Regions from separate parts of the Homo sapiens genome. Here region 1 is linked to region 2. A link is an interaction called in ENCODE POLR2A ChIA-PET data of the cell type or tissue named here. Cell type or tissue: B cell. All regions are shown on one strand. Links, peaks and the distances in the headings refer to the core of each region. The heading gives the core; the rest is flanking DNA.

The links. Peaks named below come from ENCODE experiments on the same cell type or tissue, not always from the same donor. Only the 100,000 strongest peaks of a DNase experiment are listed, where the experiment ranks them.
Region 1: POLR2A ChIA-PET joins it to region 2 with 5 read pairs; 1 of 35 experiments calls an interaction of 5 or more read pairs at or near these places.

What each region holds. Positions count from the first base shown.
Region 1 is chr11:64,349,534-64,352,033 of GRCh38, forward strand. It overlaps CCDC88B (coiled-coil domain containing 88B), which reads left to right. Exons shown (of 27, transcript NM_032251.6): 16 at 18-135; 17 at 1,627-1,722; 18 at 1,943-2,083. Among named protein-coding and RNA genes, the nearest start is that of RPS6KA4, 8.4 kb to the right of the region's middle. In B cell, for the core only: no CTCF peak of the experiment used is centred there; a DNase peak (open chromatin) is centred at 1,528.
Region 2 is chr11:66,085,406-66,094,922 of GRCh38, forward strand. The region is part of intron 1 of PACS1 (phosphofurin acidic cluster sorting protein 1); the gene reads left to right. Among named protein-coding and RNA genes, the nearest start is that of PACS1, 20 kb to the left of the region's middle. In B cell, for the core only: no CTCF peak of the experiment used is centred there; no DNase peak of the experiment used is centred there; H3K27ac peaks cover 548 bases.

The DNA.
Region 1 (2,500 bases), core at 1-2,500, 1.7 Mb before region 2:
AAGGATTCTCCTGGCAGGTACCAGGGCTTGGAGCAGCGGCTGGAAGCTGAGCTGCAGGCGGCGGCGACCAGCAAGGAGGAGGCGCTGATGGAGCTCAAGACCAGGGCCCTGCAGCTGGAAGAGGAGCTGTTCCAGGTGATGCCTGCCCGCCTGGGAGCTGGGGGCCATGCCACCCTGCCCTCCATCCCATGAGCAGATGCCAGGGTCATCTGTCCTCCTAGTCTTGCCTCTGGATTCTTGGCTAGCTACTTGCCTCACTCCCCATGTGGGGCCTGTTGGAGAGAGCACTGTGCTGGGAGTCAGGTGGCCGTGTTGACTTATCTGGGGTCTCATTTTCCCCATTCTGCACATGGACAGAACTTCTGCTGTGGATGACTGCTCCGCCTGTCTCACCCGAGGTCCTCCACTGCCTAGGGAGCTCAGTGTTTGGCATCAAGGAAGCCAGCGATGGTTTCTGATACCCAGGCTGTGTGCGGGCTCCACACGGAGGGTGGGGTGGTGGTGGGGCCCAATCCCAGGCTGCCATCCTCAGGGAGCTCACAGGACAGTCAGGATAGAGGCAAGAAAACAGGTGACAATAACTAGGTGCCAGGGGCTGTGAGGAGGCCATGCAGGGGCTTGGGAGGGTGGTACCCAGCAAGATACCCAGCAGGTGCATGCGAGTCTATCAGGGAAGGTTTTGTGGAGAAGGTGGGGTTGAAACAGAGGCTTAGAGAAGGCCCCACACAGCAGCTCATGCCTGTAATCCCAGCACTTTGGGAGGCCAAGGCAGGTGGATCACCTGAGGTCAGGAGTTCGAGACCAGCATGACCAATATGGTGAAACCCCATCTCTACTAAAAATACAAAAATCAGGCCGGGCGTGGTGGCTCACGCCTGTAATCCCAGCACTTTGGGAGGCCGAGGCAGATGGATCATGAGGTCAGGAGATCGAGAGCATCCTGATGAACACCGTGAAACCCCATCTCTACTAAAAATACAACAACAACAACAAAAATTAGCTGTTAGCTGGGCATGGTAGTGGGCGCCTGTAGTCCCAGCTACTCAGGAGGCCGAGGCAGGGGAATTGCTTGAACCTGGGAGGAGGAGGTTGCAGTGAGCCGAGATCACACCACTGCACTCCAGCCCGGGTGACAGAGTGTGACTCCGTCTCAAAAAAACCCAAAAAAACAAAAAAAACCCTAAAAATTAGCCAGGCGTGGTGGCCCACATCTGTAATCCCAGCTACTCGGGAGGCTAAGGCAGGAGAATTGCTTGAACCCGGGAGGCAGAGGTTGCAGTGAGCCCAGATCACACCTCTGCACTCCTGGCTGGGTGGCAGAGTGAGACTCTGTCTCAAAACAAAAACAAAAAACCAAATAGTCTTAGAGGAGTAGTGGGATGGAGAAGTGTTATGAGCAGAAGGCTCTGCCGCAGAGAGACAGAAGTTGAGAAGGGCAGGGTGGTGACGGTGGAGCTTCAGGAACCAGGAGCAGGGACTTGTGGGATCCAAGGGAAGGCATGGGATTGGGGCGGGGTGGACTAGGCTAAATGCTGCTGGCAGGGCAGGTCCATAAGCGCAGGTCCTTGAGGCATCCCCAAGGCACTGCGGCTGTCCCGCATGACCTCCCAGGGACTCTCCTTGCAGCTGCGCCAGGGCCCCGCGGGGCTGGGGCCCAAAAAGCGTGCGGAGCCTCAGCTGGTGGAGACCCAGAATGTGCGGCTTATTGAGGTGGAGCGCAGTGTGAGTGTGGGCCCACAGTGGGCCCTGGGGAGGTGCCCCGTGCAGTGTGAGTGTGGGTCCACGGTGGACCCTGGGCTGGGGGGTATCCCGTGCAGTGTGAGTGTGGACTCACAGTGGGCCCGGGGGTGGGGGTGCCCCATGCAGTGTGAGTGTGGGCCTGTGGTAGGCACTAGGGGGTGCCCCCGCCACCTGGCTATTGCTAACCCCCACTTCTGGGCAGAATGCGATGCTGGTGGCAGAGAAGGCAGCTTTGCAGGGGCAGCTGCAGCACCTGGAGGGGCAGCTGGGGAGCCTGCAGGGCCGTGCCCAGGAGCTGCTGCTGCAGAGCCAGCGGGCGCAGGAGCACAGCAGCCGCCTGCAGGTGGGTGGTGGCCCGGGTGCCCATCCCTGCCCATGTACTGCCCCCTCCTGCTCCTTTTGGATCATCCTGTGGCCTTTTTCTATCCCAGCTCCCAGCCAGCTGCCCCACCTCTTCCCCAGTCTCATTTATCCTTGTCCTCTGACCCCAGCCACCATTTTGCACCATCCTCCCTGCCACTATCTCCTCCTACCTGCCGCCAGCCCCCACATCTACACCCATGTCGCCCTGCGCTCTCACTGTCCCAGCCCTCCCCTCCACAGGGCGCCATTAGTCCCATTCTGCCCTGTGCCCCTTCCGGACAGCCTGGCCCAGCCAGCCTCTGCCGCCTCTCCCCTGCTCACCATCAGCCTCTGGCTGGGGCTTGTACTGCCTGCTGTGCCCCCAGCCCTTTGCCTCCTCCACAACTCTCTCATTGTC
Region 2 (9,517 bases), core at 4,107-6,606:
AAGGACTCAGAGTTTGCAGTTTGAACTCCTATTTCCCTCTCGTTCTGCTCATTATATCTAGATCAAATTTATGATAGATATACTTAGATAATTACTCTTGAAAATGACAGCTGGGTTTTCATTTGTTTCTTTCATTCGTTCTTTTACATTTTAGTTAAGTATATTATTCAACTTGTGGTATTGATGAAGTGAGTAGTATAAAAGAATAGTTACCAAGTTTAGGAATTAGAATTCTCTTTACAGTTCTTAACAATAGACTGATGGTTTGTAACTAGTTCTCAACCCTGTCATACCCTGTGACTCCCTTTAATATCCTGAAATAAAATTCCCAGATAAAATCTACTGACCTGTCTACAAAGTCTTAACTGTAATATGAAAGAAAAATAAAAGGAACATTATGGTAATAAAATATGTATTTCTGTGTAAATTCTCAGAAGACAAATGTAAATGCTCACAGCACATTGGAAACTGGAGCCATCAGGTGCTTGTGGGTACACGTGGCTTTATTTGTGTGAATATGACACCTATAAATAGAGGCCAATACAGGTGTATTGTGTTGGTCACTCAGATATGTAGCAATGCCACTGGCGATATGATTTTCTAAAATGGTGAATAAATCTTCATAAAGTTCTACACAAAACAAAGTATAATCTTTCCCTTATTTACATAGTGGTTACATTCCTGGAAAATTTAGTGTATATTTAGTGGTGAAAAAATGCTTATGATTTCTTTTTTTTTTTTTTTTTTTTTGAGACGGAGTCTCGCTCTGTCGCCCAGGCTGGAGTGCAGTGGCGCGATCTCGGCTCACTGCAGGCTCCGCCCCCCGGGGTTCACGCCATTCTCCTGCCTCAGCCTCCCGAGTAGCTGGGACTACAGGCGCCCGCTACCTCGCCCGGCTAATTTTTTGTATTTTTAGTAGAGACGGGGTTTCACTGTGTTAGCCAGGATGGTCTCGATCTCCTGACCTCGTGATCCACCCGCCTCGGCCTCCCAAAGTGCTGGGATTACAGGCGTGAGCCACCGCGCCCGGCCTGTAAGATCTCTTTAGGTCTAGGCTGAGATAGTTATAAACTGCTTTTTACTTAGATGATGTGTCTGGCAGGGCCAAAGGCCGATTTGTTATGAACCTGATGAAGCTTTTAAGTTTTAGGGCCCTGTACATGCACAGGCTACTTCCAGGGCCCTAATTAGAAAAACAAAAGCAAAAACACCTTTTTTCTTTTCCCTTGAGACAGGGTCTCATTCTGTCCGCCAGGCTGGAGTGTAGTAGTGTGATCTCAGCTCATGGCAACCTCCGCCTCCCAGGCTCAAGTGATTCTCGTGCCTCAGCCTCCTGAGTAGCTGGGATTACAGGCACACACCACCATGCCTGGCCAGTGTTTTAATTTTTTTGTAGAAATGGGGTTTCACCAAGTTGGTCAGGCTGATCTCGAACTCCTGACTTCAAGTGATCCACCCACCTCTGCCTCCCAAAGTGCTGGGATTACAGGCGTGGGGCCGGCCCCAAACACCTTTTGAGCACGTTTTCAGGGCCTTCTGAGGCTGTGTCATGGAAATAAACAAAAAACCTTTTGTTTGGAATGTCATGTACACTCAGAAAAGGACATATATCATAAGCCTAACTTGATAAATTTTCATAAACTGAACATATAAGCAGCACTCACATCAAGAAACAACATTACCAACGCCCCAGAACATTACCATGCCCCCTTCTAATACCACCCCTCCCACTCCACCAACGATAGCTAGTTTCCTAATTTCCAGCAGCACGCATTAGTTTTGCCTGCTTTTGTACTTCACACAGTGGATGAAGTACAAAAGAACACTTGTTTTTTTTTTTTGTTTTTTTTTTTGAGACAGAGTCTTGCTCTGTCGCCTAGGCTGGAGTGCAATGGCACGATCTCTGCTCACTGCAACCTCCGCCTCCCAGGTTCAAGTGATTCTCCTGCCTCAGCATTCCCCTGTAGCTGGGATTACAGGCATGCGCTACCATGCCCCGCTAATTTTTTGTACTTTTAGTAGAGGAAGGGTTTCACCATGTTGGCCAGGCTGGTCTTGAATGCCTGACCTTAGGTGATCCACCTGCCTTGGCCTCCCACAGTGCTGGGATTGCAGGCATGAGCCAGCCAAGAACACTTGTATCTAACTTCTGCTGCTCAACATTATGTTTATGTGATGCATCCACCTTGTTGCATGGAGTTGTAGTGAATGTAATCTTGTTGCTATGTAGTACTGTATTCCATGGTGTGAGTATATCGTAGTTTGTGTACAGTCCGCTGTTGATGGCTATATGGGAGATTTCCAGTTTGGGCTATGCTGAATAGTGCTACTGTGGGCATTCTTGTACATGTCTGTTGGTAGACCAAAGCACTCATTTCTCTGCAGTATATACCTGGGAGTCAGATTGCCGGGCTGTGGGGTATATGGACAGTATATTCAGCTGAGCAATATATGAAAGTTCCTGTTGCTGCACATCTCCACCAACAATTGTTTTTTGGTTTTTTTTTGCCTTTTTCAAGGCAAAGAATTGGGCTGGAGTAAAATGATTTCTCCTATGGCTTTAATTTGCATTTCCCCAATGATGTTGAGCACCTTTTCATGTATTTGTTGGCCGTGTGTGTATCCTCTTTTATGAACTGTCTGTTCAGGTTGATTGCACATTTATCTATTTTGGTTGTCTCTCTGTTTCTTATTTACCTTTAGGAGTTGTTTTTCTCAAAAATATCTTCTCATACTCTGTGTGTTCCTTTTTTACTCTTTATATTTATTTATTTATTTATTTATTTTTATGACGATATCAAGCAACCTTTTTACTCTTTCAGTGGTGTCTTTCAATGAACAGAAATTCTTAATCTTATAATTCAATTTATCAATTTTTTCCTTTGTTTAGTACCTTTTATTTTCTATTTAAGAAATCTTTGCCTACTCTAAGATCATGAAGATGTCCTCTACTGTTTTCTTCTAAAAGTTTTATTGTTTGCCTTCGACATTTAGAGTTCCAGTCCATCTGAAATTGATATTTGTATGTGATGTGAGGTATGGATTAAGACACATTTCCCCTGATACGGATACTCAACCCTGTACCATTTATTTACAAGGTCATCCTTTTCCCACTGCACTGCATTATCACCTTGATCATAAGTCCCATGATATTTTACATGCAGTTCTAATTTTAGGCTTTCTGTTCTGTACCATCGGTCAGTCTGTCCATCCTTGCATCAATGCCGCCCTGTCTCCGTGACTGTATCTTTATAATAGGCCTGTTACGTAGTGTGTCTTCCCGCTTTGTGCTTCTTCATAATTGCCTTAAGGTAGTCTTTGCCTTTTGTGTTTCCTTAGGAATTTTAGAATCAGCTTTTCAGTTTCCTTAAAAACTTCTCTTGGGGGAGAAATTTTATTCAGGATTGCATTGATCTCTATGGATTGATGTGCAGATAATTGAAATCTTTAAAATTGAATCTTTTAATTCATAGACATATGTCCCTTTATTTATTTAGGTCATGGTTTTGCATATTTTAGCATATAAGTATTCTGTACTTTTCTTTAGATGTATTCCTATATATTTGATATTTTTAAACCCTAAAGCTAATTTTGTAATTGTAATTTTGTATGCTTTTTCTTATAGAGGACTCTTTTTTAAGCTGTAGGCCCTACAAAACCTCATTCTATCCCTGGGCAGAATGTTTTCACTCACATGAATGTTGAAAATCATGTGGGAAGCTAGTCATTTCTTAATTGTGCAGGACTCGAAGGTTCCCACAACTGTGGGTCGTAGGATGTTTGGCATTCTTATTTTTCCCACCACTGAATGTCAGTGAATTCTCAATCATTGTGACAACCCCAGAGACATTACCACCACCATCATTCTTTTGAGACTCAATTGTTAAAGACATTTTGCTCTTATTATGACAGTTATTATAGTTCATAAATGTAAGCATGCTTGAATGTCCCCAAGTGCGTGTGATTTTTTTGCAGGAAGAGACCTAAAATAAGTCAACAGTTTCAAGTGTTGCCATTTATTAATACAACCTAGACTTTATAAAAATTAGCAAACAGTTAATCTTTACAGACTTCTGCTTACAAGCTTCCTGGTAGAGTGGATTGAACGCTGGACTTGGAACCAGAAGAATTAAATCCTTCTTTTAGCAATTAGAAACTCTGTGATTTGGGGTCTATGACCTTTTGCAGCTCAATCTTCTCCTCGAAATAGAAATAAGTAAATATAACTATCTAGCTGACTACTCAGAGTTCTTGGGAAGAACAGACGAGACAACTTATAAATGCTTTGTATCTCAGAGCACCATAGAAATGCCATTGGTGGCTGGGCGCGATGGCTCACGTCTGTAATTCCAGCACTTTAGGATGCCAAGGTGGGCAGATCACAAGGTCAGGAGATCGAGACCATCCTGGCTAACACAGTGAAACCCCGTCTCTACTAAAAATACAAAAAATTAGCTGGGTGTGGTGGCGGGCACCTGTAGTCCCAGCTACTCGAGAGGCTGAGGCAGGAGAATGGCGTGAACCCGGGAGGCTGAGCTTGCAGTGAGCCAAGATCGCGCCACTGCACTCCAGCCTGGAGGACAGAGCGAGACTCCATCTCAAAAAAAAAAAAAAAAAAAAGAAATGCCATTGGTATAAATTCAAGTATTTGTTAACTCTTCTTTGCCGGGACTGTGGGCATAATTACCAAGAGGAAACCTCCTAAATAGTTTGGATCCATCCAGTTTGGGGTTCTTTGAACATGGACACTTTAGCCATAACTTACAGAAAGTGGCTTGGCTTGACTTGACTTGGCTTGGCTTGGCTTGGCTTGGCTTTTCTTTTCTTCTTTTCTTTCTCTTCTCTTCTTTTCTCTTCTTTCCTTTCTTTTTTTTTTTTTTTTTTTCAGATAGGGTCTTGCTCTGTTGCCCATGCTGGAGCACAGTGGCATGATCTCAGCTCACTGCAGCCTGAACCTCCCAGGCCCGAGCAATCCTCCCATCTCAGCCTCGGAAGTAGCTGGGACTACAGGCCCGTGCTGCCACACCCAGCTAATTTTGTTTATTTTTTGTAGAGACAAGGTCCCACTGTTGCCCAGGCTGGTGAACTCCTGGACTCAAGTGATCCTCCTGCTTCAGCCTCCCAAAGTGCTGGGATTACAGGCATCAGCCACCGTGCCCTGCCTAAAAGTGGCACCTGTTTTCTAAAAGTGTGTGTATGTAGGAAGGCAACAAGAGCACTGATCTGTTGGGATTCCTGTGTCTTAATTCTGATTTTCTAAATGAAAGTAGGCAAACCACTCACTTTCCAGACCCTTCATTGTCTTACTGCTTAGAAATGCTCTGAGGAGAAAGATAGAATCACTAAAGAGTTTTATGTTCCTCAGTGAAAGGTATCAGATGAATATAGGTGATATATTATTATAATTAGATTTTCTTTCATATAAATGCACGATAACCCTGACTTTCCAGCCAATGGATTGAGAAATCCTTGGCCTGTTAGTGGATAAAAAGATAATGAGAACTTGGAATGTAAGTTGTGAAGAAGGGATACAGTTTTTACAATTTTAATATGGAATATGCCTAATACTAATAAAATATTGAATTTCAATATGATTTCTCCACCCCAGTAAATCTTAGTCTCTTTAATTAGCATTACATTTAGCATACAGATTCTTAGAAAAGACAAATGCTCCTTTTAATTGTGTTTTTGTTTCATTTGAAGTTTCAGCATTTGATTACTTTCCTCCCTGGTTTGTTTTACTTATTTATTTTTTTGAGACAGACTCTCACTCCAGCCCAGGCTGGAGTGCAGTAGTGGATCTCAGATCACTGCAACCTCCGCCTCCCAAGTTAAAGTGATTCTCAGGCCTCAACCTCCCGAGTCTCTAGGATTACAGGTGTGTGCCACCACACCAAGCTAATTTTTGTATTTTTAGTGGAGACGAGGTTTCACCAAGTTGTCCAGTCTGGTCTTGAACTTCTGAGCTCAAGCAGTCCACCCACCTCGGCCTCCCAAAGTGCTAGGATTACAGGCATGAGCCACCACGCCCAGCCTGGTTTTATTTTTTGGTAGTCCAAATTCCCCAGTAGTTTTTTTTCTCATTGTTGTTGTTGTTGTTTTTTTTCTTTTTTTTTTCTTTTATTATTATTATACTTTAAATTTTAGGGTACATGTGCACAATGTGCAGGTTAGTTACATATGTATACATGTGCCATGCTGGTGTGCTGCACCCATTAACTCATCATTTAGCATTAGGTATATCTCCTAAAGCTATCCCTCCCCCCTCCTCCCACCCCACAACAGTCCCCAGAGTGTGATGTTCCCCTTCCTGTGTCCATGTGTTCTCATTGTTCAGTTCCCACCTATGAGCGAGAATATGCAGTGTTTGGTTTTTTGTTGTTGCGATAGTTTACTGAGAATGATGATTTCCAATTTCATCCATGTCCCTACAAAGGACATGAACTCATCATTTTTTATGGCTGCATAGTATTCCATGGTGTATATGTGCCACATTTTCTTAATCCAGTCTATCATTGTTGGACATTTGGGTTGGTTCCAACTCTTTGCTATTGTGAATAGTGCTGCAATAAACATACGTGTGCATATGTTGTTATAGCAGCATGATTTATAGTCCTTTGGGTGTATACCCAGTAATGGGATGGCTGGGTCAAATGGTATTTCTAGTTCTAGATCCCTGAGGAATCGCCACATTGACTTCCACAGTGGTTGAACTAGTTTACAGTCCCACCAACAGTGTAAAAGTGTTCCTATTTCTCCACATCCTCTCCAGCACCTGTTGTTTCTTGACTTTTTAATGATTGCCATTCTAACTGGTGTGAGATGGTATCTCATTGTGGTTTTGATTTGCATTTCTCTGATGGCCAGTGATGGTGAGCATTTTTTCATGTCTTTTTTGGCTGCATAAATGTCTTCTTTTGAGAAGTGTCTGTTCATGTCCTTCGCCCACTTTTTGATGGGGTTGTTGGTTTTTTTCTTGTAAATTTGTTTGAGTTCACTGTAGATTCTGGATATTAGCCCTTTGTCAGATGAGTAGGTTGCGAAAATTCTCTCCCATTTTGTAGGTTGCCTGTTCACTCTGATGGTAGTTTCTTTTGCTGTGCAGAAGCTCTTGAGTTTAATTAGATCCCATTTGTCAATTTTGGCTTTTGTTGCCATTGCTTTTGGTGTTTTAGACATGAAGTCCTTGCCCATGCCTATGTCCTGAATGGTAATGCCTAGGTTTTCTTCTAAGGTTTTTATGGTTTTAGGTCTAACGTTTAAGTCTTTAATCCATCTTGAATTAATTTTTGTATAAGGTGTAAGGAAGGGATCCAGTTTCAGCTTTCTACATATGGCTAGCCAGTTTTCCCAGCACCATTTATTAAATAGAGAATCCTTTCCCCATTGCTTGTTTTTCTCAGGTTTGTCAAAGATCAGATAGTTGTAGATATGCGGCGTTATTTCTGAGGGCTCTGTTCTGTTCCATTGATCTATATCTCTGTTTGGTACCATGCTGTTTCGGTTACTGTAGCCTTATAGTATAGTTTGAAGTCAGGTAGCGTGATGCCTCCAGCTTTGTTCTTTTGGCTTAGGATTGACTTGGTGATGCGGGCCCTTTTTTGGTTCCATATGAACTTTAAAGTAGTTTTTTCCAATTCTGTGAAGAAAGTCATTGGTAGCTTGATGGGGATGGCATTGAATCTATAAATTACCTTGGGCAGTATGGCCATTTTCACGATATTGATTCTTCCTACCCATGAGCATGGAATGTTCTTCTATTTGTTTGTATCCTCTTTTATTTCATTGAGCAGTGGTTTGTAGTTCTCCTTGAAGAGGTCCTTCACGTCCCGTGTAAGTTGGATTCCTAGGTATAAAGAGTCAAGACCCATCAGTGTGCTGTATTCAGGAAACCCATCTCACGTGCAGAGACACACATAGGCTCAAAATAAAAGGATGGAGGAAGATCTACCAAGCAAATGGAAAACAAAAAAAGGCAGGGGTTGCAATCCTAGTCTCTGATAAAACAGACTTTAAACCAACAAAGATCAAAAGAGACAAAGAAGGCCATTACATAATGGTAAAGGGATCAATTCAACAAGAAGAGCTAACTATCCTAAATATATATGCACCCAATACAGGAGCACCCAGATTCATAAAGCAAGTCCTGAGTGACCTACAAAGAGACTTAGACTCCCACACAATAATAATGGGAGACTTTAACACCCCACTGTCAACATTAGACAGATCAACAAGATAGAAAGTTAACAAGGATACCCAGGAATTGAACTCACCTCTGCACCAAGCGGACCTAATAGACATCTACAGAACTCTCCACCCCAAATCAACAGAATATACATTTTTTTCAGCACCACACCACACCTATTCCAAAATTGACCACATAGTTGGAAGTAAAGCTCTCCTCAGCAAATGTAAAAGATCAGACATTATAACAAACTGTCTCTCAGACCACATTGCAATCAAACTAGAACTCAGGATTAAGAATCTCACTCAAAACCACTCAACTACATGGAAACTGAACAACCTGCTCCTGAATGACTACTGGGTACATAACAAAATGAAGGCAGAAATAAAGATGTTCTTTGAAACCAACGAGAACAAAGACACAACATACCAGAATCTCTGGGACGCATTCAAAGCAGTGTGTAGAGGGAAATTTATAGCACTAAATGCCCACAAGAGAAAGCAGGGAAGATCCAAAATTGACACCCTAACATCACAATTAAAAGAACTAGAAAAGCAAGAGCAAACACATTCAAAAGCTAGCAGAAGGCAAGAAATAACTAAAATCAGAGCAGAACTGAAGGAAATAGAGACACAAAAAACCCTTCAAAAATTAATGAATCCAGGAGCTGGTTTTTTGAAAGGATCAACAAAATTGATAGACCGCTAGCAAGACTAATAAAGAAAAAAAGAGAGAAGAATCAAATAGACGCAATAAAAAATGATAAAGGGGATATCACCACCGATCCCACAGAAATACAAACTACCATCAGAGAATACTACAAACACCTCTACGCAAATAAACTAGAAAATCTAGAAGAAATGGATAAATTCCTCGACACATACACCCTCCCAAGACTAAACCAGGAAGAAGTTGAATCTCTGAATAGACCAATAACAGGCTCTGAAATTGTGGCAATAATCAATAGCTTACCAACCAAAAAGAGTCCAGTACCAGATGGATTCACAGCTGAATTCTACCAGAGGTACAAGGAGGAACTGGTACCATTCCTTCTGAAACTATTCCAATCAACAGAAAAGGAGGGAATCCTCCCTAACTCATTTTATGAGGCCAGCATCATCCTGATACCAAAGCCGGGCAGAGACACAACCAAAAAAGAGAATTTTAGACCAATATCCTTGATGAACATCGATGCAAAAATCCTCAATAAAATACTGGCAAACCGAATCCAGCAGCACATCCAAAAGCTTATCCACCATGATCAAGTGGGCTTCATCCCTGGGATGCAAGGCTGGTTCAATATACACAAATCAATAAATGTAATCCAGCATA